Regions from separate parts of the Mus musculus genome. Here region 2 is linked to region 1. The links are chromatin contacts, found by Hi-C in ENCODE. All regions are on one chromosome and are shown on one strand. Each heading gives the region's core, a stretch centred on a gene start or an enhancer-like site at or near the end of the contact. The rest is flanking DNA. Distances are from core to core; before and after follow the strand shown.

Region 1 (6,095 bases), core at 2,284-4,783:
CTCTGGTTGTCCTGGAACTCTCTCTCTGTAGACCAGGCTAGCTTCAAACTCAGAGATCCACCGCCTCTGCCTCACTAGTGCTGGGATTAAAGGTGTGTGCCTCCACCGCCTAGCTGTCTTTTTTTTTTAAAAAAAAAAAAAAGCGTTTTTTTAAGATTTGTTTTATCTTATTTATTTTTGCTCGTTTTATTTATTTATTTTACGTGAGTACTCTGCTGCATGTACACCTGCATGCCAGAAGAGGGCATCAGATCCCTTTATAGATGGTTGTGAGCCATCAGGTGGTTGCAGGGAACTGAACTCAGGACCTCAGGAAGAGCAGCCAGTGCTCTCTACGAGCCATCTCACAGCCTTGTCTTTTATTATTTTACTACTTATTTTTATATCTTAAATTATGTGTAAGTGTGTGTCTTCATATGGTCATGTGCATGGGGTCCAGAGGCACTGGGTGCCCTGAAGCTGGAGTTACAGGTGGCTCTGAGTCACCCCTACCTGGGTTCTGGGGACAGAACTCAGTCCTACAGAAGAGGAACAAGTGTAACAAGTGCGCTCAAGCACTGGTAGATCTCCCTAGTCTTTGATTTTTGAAGAGTCCATCTAAGTCCTTGCCCATTCTCTCTCTCTCTCTCTCTCTCTCTCTCTCTCTCTCTCTCTCTCTCTCTCTCTCTCTCTCCCCCCCCCCCCGTGTGTATGTGTGTGTGTCCATTCATCCACATATATGACATTTATGCTGGAATAAATTCTCCTAAATATTTAGGGTAGTGTAGCTGTAGTAGGACTCTGTGTGTGTGTGTGTGTGTGTGTGTGTGTGTGTGTGTTGAGATGTAATGTATACCTATGCATGTTGGTATACACAATCTATTCCTGTGTATGTGGAAGCTTGAGGTCGACATTGGGTGTCTTTCTCTATCACTCTCCACCTTATTTTTTGAGACAAGATCTGAATGTAGAATTTACCACTTCTGCTTACAGAGATATGCCTGTCTCTACCCCCACCCCAGCACTAACTGTAGGAGCTATAGACATGTACAGAGCCAGGTTCTCAGCCCTGATCTTTGGTTTGGTTTGGTTTTAATTGAGGCAAAGTCTCACTTTGTAGCCCAGCTTGGCTATGCAGGCACTATATAGCTCTGGCTGACCTTGAACTCAGAGCAATCCCACAGTCTAGGCTGGGATTATACATATACATCATCAAATCCAGCTCAGGCAAGAGAGTTCTTGTGGATAGTTGCTAGCTCTGATCCCGAGTCCAGTGGATAAAGTGGGATTAAGAAGTGAAGGGGCAAAAAGAAAAAAAAAAAAACAACAACAACAACAAAAACCCGGGCGGTGGTGGCGCATGCCTTTAATCCTAGCACGTGGGAGGCAGAGGCCTGAGTTCAAGGCCAGCTTGGTCTACAGAGTAAGCTCCAGGACAGCCAGAATTATACAGAGAAACCCTTTCTGGAAAAAACCAAAAAAAAAAAAAAAAAAAAAAAAGTGAAGGGGCCAAGGACAGAAGATAGTAGCTAGGACATTCAAAGGTGCAGGGGTGTACAAAGGGAAGGATTGAGAGGCTCAGCTGTGTCACACCTTATCTATGTAACTCCGGCCCAGCTCCTTCACTTCCTGAAGATGGACTTGGGCTTGGGCCTGACTCTTTTTGCCCATCCGTCTCCGACAGCGCTTCCGGTAGAGACAGAAACAACTGCTGAAGACCAGGAGGCCCGAGCCCAGCACGATGGTAGCCAGGACCCAGGCAGGCACTGCAGAAGGACGAACATGACATGATTCGAAGCACTGGGAAGGTGGCTGGCTAACTCACGCTTGATTCCATCCAGCAGTTTGATTCTAGCCTGGTTTTCCCTACACCCAACTCCATTATATTTTAATCCCAATTTTCCTTCTAACCAATCTCACCTATAAAGCTCAATTTATGCCCTAACCCAAGCCGACATTTGTTTTCTTATAATTCTGATGTCTCTACACCCATTTTAATTTCTGCTCGCTCCCTACTGCTTTTAGCTTTCACTCCTGGGCCTGTTCACATTCATCCACTTCTGATTCCATTCCATGCCACACCCGTGATCTGGTTTGCCTCACTATTTCAGAGTCTACTCGTCTGGGATACCGACCCACGATTCCTGCGGGATTTTCCAGCCTACCCACCCGAGTCTTTGCTACTGAGACCCTTCTCTGGGGATCTTGAGAGGCTGTCCACTAGGGCTAGCCCAGGGTCTTCTCACCTGCGCCCTGCCTGATGCGGCTGGAGTCTGGAGGTGTCTTAGGCGCTGGAGACCCCAGGGTCGGGGGTTCCGGGAACATGGCGTCGGGGTCCTGCGGTGCTTCCTGCAGAGGTACCCAAATACTCTATCCCCACCCCACCCCACTCCTACCCAAAGCATCCAGTGAGTTTTCTCACGCATCAAAGAACCTTAAATTCCATTGATTTTTGGTGCACACTAGGAGTTAATCTCAGCCTCTTCACGCCAGTGGCAGGCTTTGGGGGACCCAATTCCATCACAAAGGGATACTTCCTCTGTATGCCACCCCATCCCATTCTCTTCCCAATCCATTCTCTTCTACCCCTTCCTTGCTCTTCCCAAGGGCTTGAACCGGAAGTGGGCGCAGGCAGGCGTGGGAACCAGCAGACCACTGTTGCCCTGAGCGACCGCCAGGCTCCAGGCAGGGTGATAGCAGTGCTGGTTGCTGGGCAACGAGCCTGTTGCCAAGGCAACGGGAGGGACTGACGCACAGAAACGAAGTCCGGGCGGTGCCGGTCCATGGGACCCAGGTCCGGGATCCCGTGGCACAGCGAGAGCGGCCTGTGATCTGTGCATCTACAGTGGCTCCTCCCATCGCATGGGACCCCTTGCACCACCACTCTTTCTGGTAAAGTGGAGAACCTGCCCCGGCACCTCTGCTGGGCCTTCACATCCTCTTGCTCATGAGTCTCTTGAGCGCACCCCGACTCTGTCTTCACACCTGTTCTCGTGACCGGCTCGGCCCCCACTTCTTTCTCGACCCCAGATAGGCATCTTCCCTCTTCTGTCCCCCACAACCTTCTCTCGTCAGCGCCTCTACTGCCCTCTGTTGTCTAGCCTCTCTCTCTCAGTCTCTCTTTGCTTTTTTTTGACTACCAACCTGCTCCCTTTGTTTCCACACCTGTCTCTCCTCTCCACATAGCAATTTCCTTGGTTAGGGCTTCAACCTGCCGCTCAAAGTTGAACCTTGTCGACGACCCTCCTCCACCCCTCTCACACGCCAGACCCCCCACGAATGGGACCGAGGATGTGGCTTGGACAGAGGGTCCCAACAGCTCCTACCTGCTAGGTGTCTCGACAGGACCCTTCTGGAGGTGTTGTGGGCTGCTGGGACCCCGCCCCCAGCACGTGGGTGGATGGCGCTTTCCCTTGTGTGCTGATCACACAGTTTGGCAGGGTGGGGGCGCGGCTGAGCCTAGCCAGGCTAATGTCTGCGCCCCTGTGTGAGATCGCGCGCGCGCGCGCGCGTGTATTTGTGCATATGTGTGCGTGCGTGTTCTGCCCCGGAGAAGAGAGAACGCCCTGCTCCGCCCCTCGGCCCGCCACACCCGAGAACCACCATGGCGCCCACGTACGTTGATCTTAGTACCCTAGAATGTTCTGACGTCTGGCTAAGTCATCGGACATCTACACTGAGTACCAGCCCCCACAACACACACACACACACACACACACACACACACACACACACTTTTTACAATGCAAATAACTGGATTCCAGAGCACTCGGTTTTAGAACCTATGAAAACCCTCTCTCTGGAGACTTAGCTACCCAGATTCTCAAAGCAAGAAGTTAGAGTCGCCAGCATCTCTGCTCTCAGACATTGTGTTTCCTTACCCAATTCCTGGCTTCAGCCAACACACAACCTATACTTCTTGTGTGTGTGTGTGTGTGTGTGTGTGTGTGTGTGTGTGTGTGTATGTGTGTGTGTGTGTGTGTTGGTGTGTATAGTGGTGCACAGTGGTGCACATTCATGTGGGCATGTGTGTGAAGGTCAGAAGACAACTCAGCGTGTTTTCCATCAGTGCTGTGCACCTTATTAAGACATTAAATTGCACATTTTTTGCAATTATAAGCCATTTTTCATTTGTATGGGGGAGTGGGCATATGGGGGTCAGGGGACAGTTTGAAGGCCGCTGGCTCTCTCCTTCCACCGTCTGGGTCCTGATGGTGAACCCAGGCCACCATGCTTGACAGGAAGGGTCTTTTCCAGCTGAGCCATCTCAGTATCCCTATCGATACTGGTTTGCGAGATGGTCTCCCGCTGGCTTGGAACACACAGATTAGGCTAGGCTGGCTAGTCATCAGGCCTCAGGGATCTGCCTATCACTGGCTCCTCACCTCTGCCACTACAAGCCAGCCCCCTACCACCACCACACCCAGATTTTTCCACCTGGGCTCTGGGCCCCAAACTCAGATCCCCATATTTCCAAAGCATTCACTTTACCAACTGGGCTATCCTCCCAGCCCAAATCCTGTACTTTTTAGGGGGTGGTGGAATATAATGTGCCCACCATAGGTGCTTGGAACCCCCTCTCCTACCCCAGTGTTATCTCCAGAGACAAAAATCCGTTAGCCACCTTCGGGAGGACAGTTTAATAAATTATATAGAAGGAAAGAATGTACAGCCACGGGGCCCAGGGAGACCACAAGCACAGGGGACTCCCTTCAGCCTCGGAGTAAAGGAGACTGATTCGGTTTCTGAGGTAAAAAGGGGACAAGTACCTGCCTGCCTTTGCTGCTCAGGTAGTACAATTCCAGACCCTGATTCCTTCTTTCGAATCCAGGTTCCAGCCTGTTTTTTTGAGAGCCTGCACACCCAGGCGGTAGCTATCTCCACTCAAAGAAGAGAAAACCTAGCTGTCAGTCACCCCTACCTGTCAGTCACCCCGTCACCCCTACCTGTCAGTCACCCCGTCACCCCTACCTGTCAGTCACCCCATCACCCCTACCTGTCAGTCACCCCGTCACCCCTACCTGTCAGTCACCCCGTCACCCCTACCTGTCAGTCACCCCGTCACCCCTACCTGTCAGTCACCCCATCACCCCTACCTGTCAGTCACCCCGTCACCCCTACCTGTCAGTCACCCCGTCACCCCTACCTGTCAGCCACCCTGTCCTCAAGCTCCACCACTCACAGGGCTCACAGTTGAAGTATACCAGCCCTTCCTGCACTTGGACCACAGGAGATGCGTTTCCAGTGACCTCCTCCCATGGGGTTGGGGAGGCTGGGACTTCAATCCTGTTGTCTTGAAGGTCCACATATCTGGGCTTCAGCACAGGTCCAGATCTGGCCTGGGTATTTCTGTGTCTGGGTTCAGCACCCAGAAGCTGAGAACTCAGACTCATGGGCCATGATAGCAGATGCATTCTCATAAACTAAGCTTGCCACGTTCTCATACATTGCCTCCTCTGGGACAAGGGCTGGAGCTGGCTTCTGGAGGGATTTCAAGATGCACTGGTGGAGGAACACATACTGGGCCTGGGGAGGATGCACAGAATGAGGGATGCTTCCTGAAGGGCCCTCAACCCCCACCACACCCACATTGTCCCCCGAAAGCTCCTCACCTCTGTCTGCACCATCAGTGGCCGGCTCTCTCTCATCTTCTTCACAAAGCTGAAGGGACCCACCAGCCCCTCACACTCCAGCTGCCGCAGCAGGACATCCAGTGCAATTAGGGTGCCCGTCCGGCCCACACCAGCACTAGGCAAGGAACAAGACAGGAATCAGGCTGGGCGGTTGATGGCACACGCCTTTAGTCCCAGCACTTGGGAGGCAGAGGCAGGCAGATTTCTGAGTTCGAGGCCAGCCTGGTCTACAAAGTGAGTTCCAGGACAGCCAGGGCTACACAGAGAAACCTTGTCTCAAAAAACAAAAACAAAAAACAAAACAACAACAACAAAAAGACAGGAATCAGGCCTCTGGGGCGGGGAAGGGGAGAAGTCTGGAGTTCTAGGTGCTGAGATTGTATGGTTTTGGAACACCCAGAGAGTGCAGTACTCAGCAAGACACAGTTTGCTCCAGGTTTGGGGAGCAAAGGAAGACAGTGACTGGGCCTGGGGTGTTCCGCA
Region 2 (6,095 bases), core at 2,058-4,557, 380 kb after region 1:
CCTCAAAGACCCAAGCGCCAATGAGATTAGGTTCACAAGCAACGCCTCCTCTTCCTGATGCTCAGGTCGCTTAGCAACGAAGGACCAGCAAGAAAGGAGCTGTGCTAATCCTCCCAGGCAGGCCGGGTAAGAAACCCTCTCTGTCCCCCACTCCCATCCCCCCTTCTCCAAGGTTCTCCCACTGGCCTCCAGCAGGTCACAGCTCTTCCCTCGTCCTCGCAGTTTCCTCCATTACTCCCAACCCCTGCCCCATAGTGGGGGAAGCTTGGCAACAGTTGCTAAGGTGCCGGTCTTGCCTCCAGTCGGGAGCGTGGACGTCACTTCCGGTGGTGACCCTCTCCTGCCCCTGCCCCCCTTCTCCCTTACTGTCAAGGGATTCGAGCAACCCCGTGGAGGTGCCTTTCAGGGCCCTGTTTCTGCTATGTGGGGTGGGACCACTTCAGGAGACCGGCTGCTGGAGTTTGGATAGGGGATGAGTTTACAGGCAGATCAATGAATGTCTTCTCCGGAGTGGGGGACGATTCGGGACGATTTTCAGAGCCCCACTGGGTATGGAGGCACCTGGCCTGCCACTGTGACAGTCTTCTTTGGCAATGCTCTAGGGTCCTTGGCGATCTGGGAAACACTGCGGCCCATCCCTCCCAGGGCTCTTAGAACTCAGGTGCCCACCTAACACCAACCTACTTGTTTTCAGCAGGTGTACAACGTCAGCTCCCTTGGGGAGGGGCCTGCCTGGGGGCTACCATGGCCCCTAACCACCTGTCAGTGCGGGAAATGAGGGAAGATGAGAAGCCCCTGGTGCTGGAGATGCTGAAGGTGAGAGGCCGGCAGGGGCACCAGTGAGCATGCGCAGCTTCTTAGGGCCATTCAAAGTGGGTTCCATCAGCCCCGCCCACCTGCCTGAGCTCCGGGGGTCCTGGGGGAGGGGATTTTCGCCTCAGCTGTTTTTAATTGGTCTCTTTTCTCTACTGCCTTCTCCCTACTTAAACCTCAGCTGCCATTTTTAAAAAAGCAATTGAAAGGGTGTAGGGGCTGGGTGTTCAGGTCTCTTGACCTCCATTCAGCCCCACTTACCAGTCCCAAAATGAGGGCTACTGAGACACACACACACCCCAGACCTTCCAGCGAAGAGCCCATGTCTTCACTTTGCCTATCCTGTTCAGTCTCCTTTGGTGCGTTACCTTAGCATGCCATCCGGACTCATGGGCCTCAGGTCCTAAATCAGTTCATTTCATTCGGGCAAACCGCATTCATTCGCTCAGCCCTTAACACCCAATGGGCCAGACTGGGACCACCCCATCCGCTGGCTTCTCTTCTCACTTGAGAAGAGAAATCCTTCCTCGGAAGTTCTTATGTGATGAATGGCTGAGCCTCTACTCCCACCCACAGGCTGGTGTAAAAGACACGGAAAACCGTGTGGCCCTCCACGCTCTGACACGACCTCCAGCCCTTCTCCTCCTGGCTGCAGCCAGCAGCGGACTGCGCTTCATCCTGGCCTCCTTCGCCCTGGCCCTCCTGCTGCCCGTGTTTCTGGCTGTAGCCGCTGTGAAGCTGGGTTTGCGAGCCCGATGGGGCTCTCTGCCTCCACCAGGCGGCCTGGGAGGGCCCTGGGTGGCTGTCCGTGGCTCCGGCGATGTGTGTGGAGTCCTGGCTCTGGCCCCTGGTGCCAACGTGGGGGATGGAGCCCGAGTCACCCGCCTCTCTGTCTCTCGATGGCACCGTCGCAGGGGCGTGGGCAGAAGGCTGCTGGCCTTTGCCGAGGCTCGAGCCCGAGCATGGGCTGGAAGTATGGGGGAGCCTCGGGCCCGGCTCGTGGTCCCAGTGGCTGTAGCCGCTTGGGGGGTGGCAGGGTTATTGGAGGCCTGTGGCTACCAGGCAGAGGGAGGCTGGGGCTGCATGGGCTATATGCTGGTTAGGGAATTCAGCAAAGACCTGTGATTAGAGACCATGCCCACTGGATAGATGGGCAGAGAACCAGCACCTAAAGAACACCTACTGTGTGCCAGGCACTTTACATCCCCCCCTCAGTGTCTACCTAGTCTGCTGGGCTGATAGTGAAGCACCGAGGTTGATGGACTTACATTCCCAGTGTGCCTGCCAGCTGCAATGAGGACTCTAAACTCAAGTAGAACAAATCCCTTCTTGGTCTTCTGGGACCACTAGAGGTCACCGTGTCCAGTCCTTTGCCTCACCCCCACTGCCCCAGTCTGTATGCACTGAAAAACGTCGGGTTCTGGGTCTACAAAGCCCCTGCTGCCTGTGTTTGAGGTCTGGAAGGGAGATTTGAGGAAAGAGAGAGAGAGAGAGAGAGAGAGAGAGAGAGAGAGAGAGAGAGAGAGAGAGAGAGAGAGAGAGAGACTAAAAGTTAGAGTCTGTGACAGGGAACTCCCAAAGGGGACAGATCTTCTGGGAGTGGGTGGGGCCAGGAGCACAGTGTCTCCAAGCCCATCTGGTTTTTTACACTGTTTGTTAATAAACCCTGAAACTTCTGTGTGCCTGTCTCCTGTCTGATGCATTTTCCAGCTGCTCTCTCCAGACTCCCTCCTTCTGTCTGGCTCCTCCTCTCCGAAGAAGTTGACATTAATTGCTAGGGAAGTGTGTGTGTTGGGGGGGGGGGGGGGGCGCTGGGAAGAGGAGAAGCAGTGAGCTCACAGCGGCAGCCAGTCTTTGCCAGGCCTTCTGAGTCATGCTCCCCATTACCAAAGTTTTCCCCCTCACAGCTGCCTGGTGTGTGTGTGTGTGTGTGTGTGTGTGTGTGTGTGTGTGTACCCCCTCCAGACCGAAGCCTTGACCCCTCAGTCTCTCTACCCTCCATACCTTTGTTCTGGGAACTGGTAATAAGTTCAGACACTCTTTTCTCGAATCGGCACTGGGAGCTTCCCATCCAGATTTACCACAGTGGGTGACAAATGGACAGGAGTTTTTCAGTTTCTTTTCCTGATCTAGGAAGTCCCTCCTAGTATCTGGCTTCAGGCCCTCATGCTACTGCAGGATTCCCCAAAATCTGTCCACTCCCAGCTGCACTTACTTGCCTGGCTGGACAATAAGAGGAGGCAGAAGGGTGTGCCCTCAGCCCTGTCCCCCAGACACCCAGGCCTGCCCCTTCCCAGAGCTGCCATCCCCATAAGCATCTCTGAGCACGTGGCCCTCTGGAGCCTGGCTGGCCGCCTCCCTCCAGTGTGGGTGTTTGCACTTGAACACCTCCCTTCTGCCTGCCCCCCGCACCCCCCCCTCCAGCCTCAGCTGTGGCCAGCCCCCTCCCCCTCCTGTCCCCTGCTGCATCCCTGCAGCCTCTCTCCCTCCTGGCAGAGCCTTCAGCCCAGCCTGCTCCTAGCTGTCCAGGGCTCCTCAGCAGCTGCTTCCCTCCCTGGCTGCCTCCTCCTCCCCTCTCCTGCCCTCCTTCCCCTTTCACCCCATCCCCTGCCCCTGGACTCTGCGAACATGAGGGGCTTGGCCTGCCTCCTTGGTGAGTGATCCATTTCCTTGGGGGGGGGGGTAAGCACCTTAGGGGCCTGGACCCTTACCTCTGACCCAGTTAGCTTCTCCAGTTTAGGGGCTCATACTTGAGGGAGCCTGTTCTGGTCCCTGGTGCAGTGTGATATCCTGACATCTGGCTGGCCCCTCTAATCCCTGAGGGACCCAGCCTTCTGCACGTCCTGCCTAGCAGCTCAAGTGACCTGCCCTTTGTTGCCCTGTCATGTACTCTGTAGCGCTATCACTCCCACCATTCAATCTGGTCCCCAGTCCTGTTTTCAAGGGTCAGGCATCTGGGGCCCCACCCACCCCAGGGACCTGTAACTTATCCCAGCCTCCTCCCAAAGTCCATTCCAGCAGTGGGGTTTCTGACTCAGAGGTGTGAGGAATCTGACTGTGAATGGGTGCTTCCCACTGTACTGAGGCTGGGAGCCTGCACTGGGGAAAGGACCCCTCCCCTCTGATTTATCCTTCACTCTGTCCCCTCCAACCTCCTTTGCAGCAATGCTGGTGGGGATCCAGGCTATAGGTAAGTGTCCTGATTCTACACTTGGCCTCACCCCGCTCCAACTCCCCCCCTCTCCTTCTGGTCTCTGCTACCCCAATTCCACTCCCCAGACATTGCTGCCATCCAACAGGGACAATGAGTCTTCTCTAGAGTTAGCTGCACGCTGACCTATGGGAGAGGACCAAAGTTATGAGGCCAGTGATGGGGAGAGGAGTGGAAAGGTTATTTGACCCCCTTGTGGGGCAGAAGGACCGGGGATGCCTGAATTCCCTGGTTCACAGTGTCCTTCCACACAGCCCCCAGCATCTCTGAGACATTCCTCTCATTGCACCTGGGAGTCTGGGACCAGGGTCCAGCCTCCAGGGTAGCTGGCTTCCTGGTGGTAGCTTGTAAGGTAGTCCCCCTGCCTTGGTGTTACCGTAGACCCCCAGCCAACAGTACTCCTGTGTGGGGTCACAGCTTTTCCTTCATCCCTCAGAGCGACTCCGCCTGGCTGATGGTCCTCATGGCTGCGCAGGACGCCTGGAGGTCTGGCACAGCGGGCGCTGGGGCACCGTGTGTGATGACGGATGGGACCTTCGGGATGCTGAAGTGGCCTGCCGTGTGTTAGGCTGCGGAGGGGCGCTGGCAGCCCCTGGGGGTGCCTTCTTCGGGGAGGGCACTGGGCCTGTATGGCTCAGTGAACTGAACTGTCGGGGCAATGAGGGTCAGCTGGGTATCTGTCCCCACCGGGGCTGGAAGGCCCATATCTGCTCTCATGAGGAGGACGCAGGCGTCGTCTGTGTAGGTAAAAAGATTCAAATTCCTCTTATGGTTATGGCCCCAGGAACCCTGCCCTTAGTTCCTGCAGATCTGAGTTGTCTAGAAGCTAAGCGGTAACCAACTCCAGATCCCCATAAGACCAGGTGCTCCCCTCCCAAGGACTCCCAGCTTATGAGCACTTATTTCTGAGCCACAGGAAATTCAGGCATCCCAGCTCCTCCTGTCCCAGGGGTCAAATGACCTTTCTACTCCTCCCCCCATCACTGGTCTCATAACTTTGGTCCTCTCCCATAGGTCAGCGTGCAGCTAACTCTAGAGAAGATTCAATGTCCCTGCTGGATGGGGATCCATGGCTGGCACTGTCTGGGGAGCTAAGCCCCAGCTCAGAGGAGCCCCCTATAACTCACGGTGAGCACAAAGGACAGGCCTCCCATCCCGCACCCTGGTCAGACTCAGCTATGGGGGAAGGTTATCCTGCAAACGTTTTTCTCCGGCAAGCTAGTCTCCTTCATTATCCAGAAATCCTCTGTCCAGAAATCTTTCAAACCCTCAGAAAAGAATCCCGAGACAGATGCCAAGGAGTAGGGAAGAGTGACCAGCTGAGCTCCTGACTTCCTGGTCACGTGTCACTTTCCTAGCTCCCCAACCAGCAGCAAGCTCCCAGAATGGCCCCCGGAAGAAGAACCCCCGGCCACCCAAGCAGACCAAGTCCACCCGAGCCCCTGTACTGACAAATGGAGCTCCCCACCAAGGTAAGGCTCTACATTTCCCTGTCTTCCTGATCTGTGTGCTACGAGACCCTAGACCCTGCCAAACTGAGGACCCTAGACCTCCATTCAGCCTGTGACTCTCTAAGGAGACCGGCGTTCACAGTGCCCCTTCAGATCCAGTCAGGGCTGGCCACCTCCTCTTCTTTATCCTCCCTCTATGAGACCCAGGGGGGTGGCCGGTCTCTTTTCTGAATTAGGTACTTGGCAGACAAATCTCAGTCTTCTGCTCTTCCTGGGCCTCAGTTTCCCCAGTTGTAAACAAACAGGAAGCTGCCCCCTCCAAGCTGACATTAGACTAAGCCTTTTACAGTCTCTCATCTTCCCTGGTTGTATTCCTCTCCCCCCACCCCTCCCCAGAGCGGCTGCGACTGGTCTCAGGTCCCCACGGATGTGCCGGCCGCCTGGAAGTCTGGCACGGTGGACGTTGGGGCACTGTCTGTGATGATGGATGGGACCTCCGAGATGCAGCGGTGGCCTGCAGGGAGCTGGGATGTGGGGGAGCGCTGGCCGCCCCTGGGGGTGCCAGATTTGGACCTGGTGAGGGACCTGTGTGGATGGATGACGTGGGGTGTGGAGGAGGA

The links. Hi-C counts contacts between places; a loop is a spot of excess contacts on that map.
Region 2: a map of T-helper 17 cell shows a loop between it and region 1 (2.2-fold over the local background). The contact joins the promoter of Ssc5d here to the promoter of Syt5 in region 1. A Hi-C loop is called at or near these places in 3 of 37 maps with a recorded cell type or tissue (ES-E14, T-helper 17 cell and heart).

The regions. Positions count from the first base shown.
Region 1 is chr7:4,544,008-4,550,102 of GRCm38, forward strand. Syt5 (synaptotagmin V) reads right to left here and starts at 3,534. Exons shown (of 9, transcript NM_001360422.1): 1 at 3,306-3,534; 2 at 2,226-2,328; 3 at 1,573-1,745. The coding sequence starts at 2,304. It overlaps Ptprh (protein tyrosine phosphatase, receptor type, H), which reads right to left. Exons shown (of 20, transcript NM_207270.2): 19 at 5,592-5,727; 20 at 4,607-5,505. The coding sequence ends at 5,341.
Region 2 is chr7:4,922,514-4,928,608 of GRCm38, forward strand. It overlaps Ssc5d (scavenger receptor cysteine rich family, 5 domains), which reads left to right and starts at 3,308. Exons shown (of 14, transcript NM_173008.3): 1 at 3,308-3,466; 2 at 3,977-4,003; 3 at 4,461-4,769; 4 at 5,039-5,152; 5 at 5,383-5,496; 6 at 5,872-6,095. The coding sequence starts at 3,442. It overlaps Nat14 (N-acetyltransferase 14), which reads left to right and starts at 73. Exons shown (of 3, transcript NM_001358881.1): 1 at 73-126; 2 at 695-816; 3 at 1,390-2,493. The coding sequence starts at 745. The coding sequence ends at 1,938.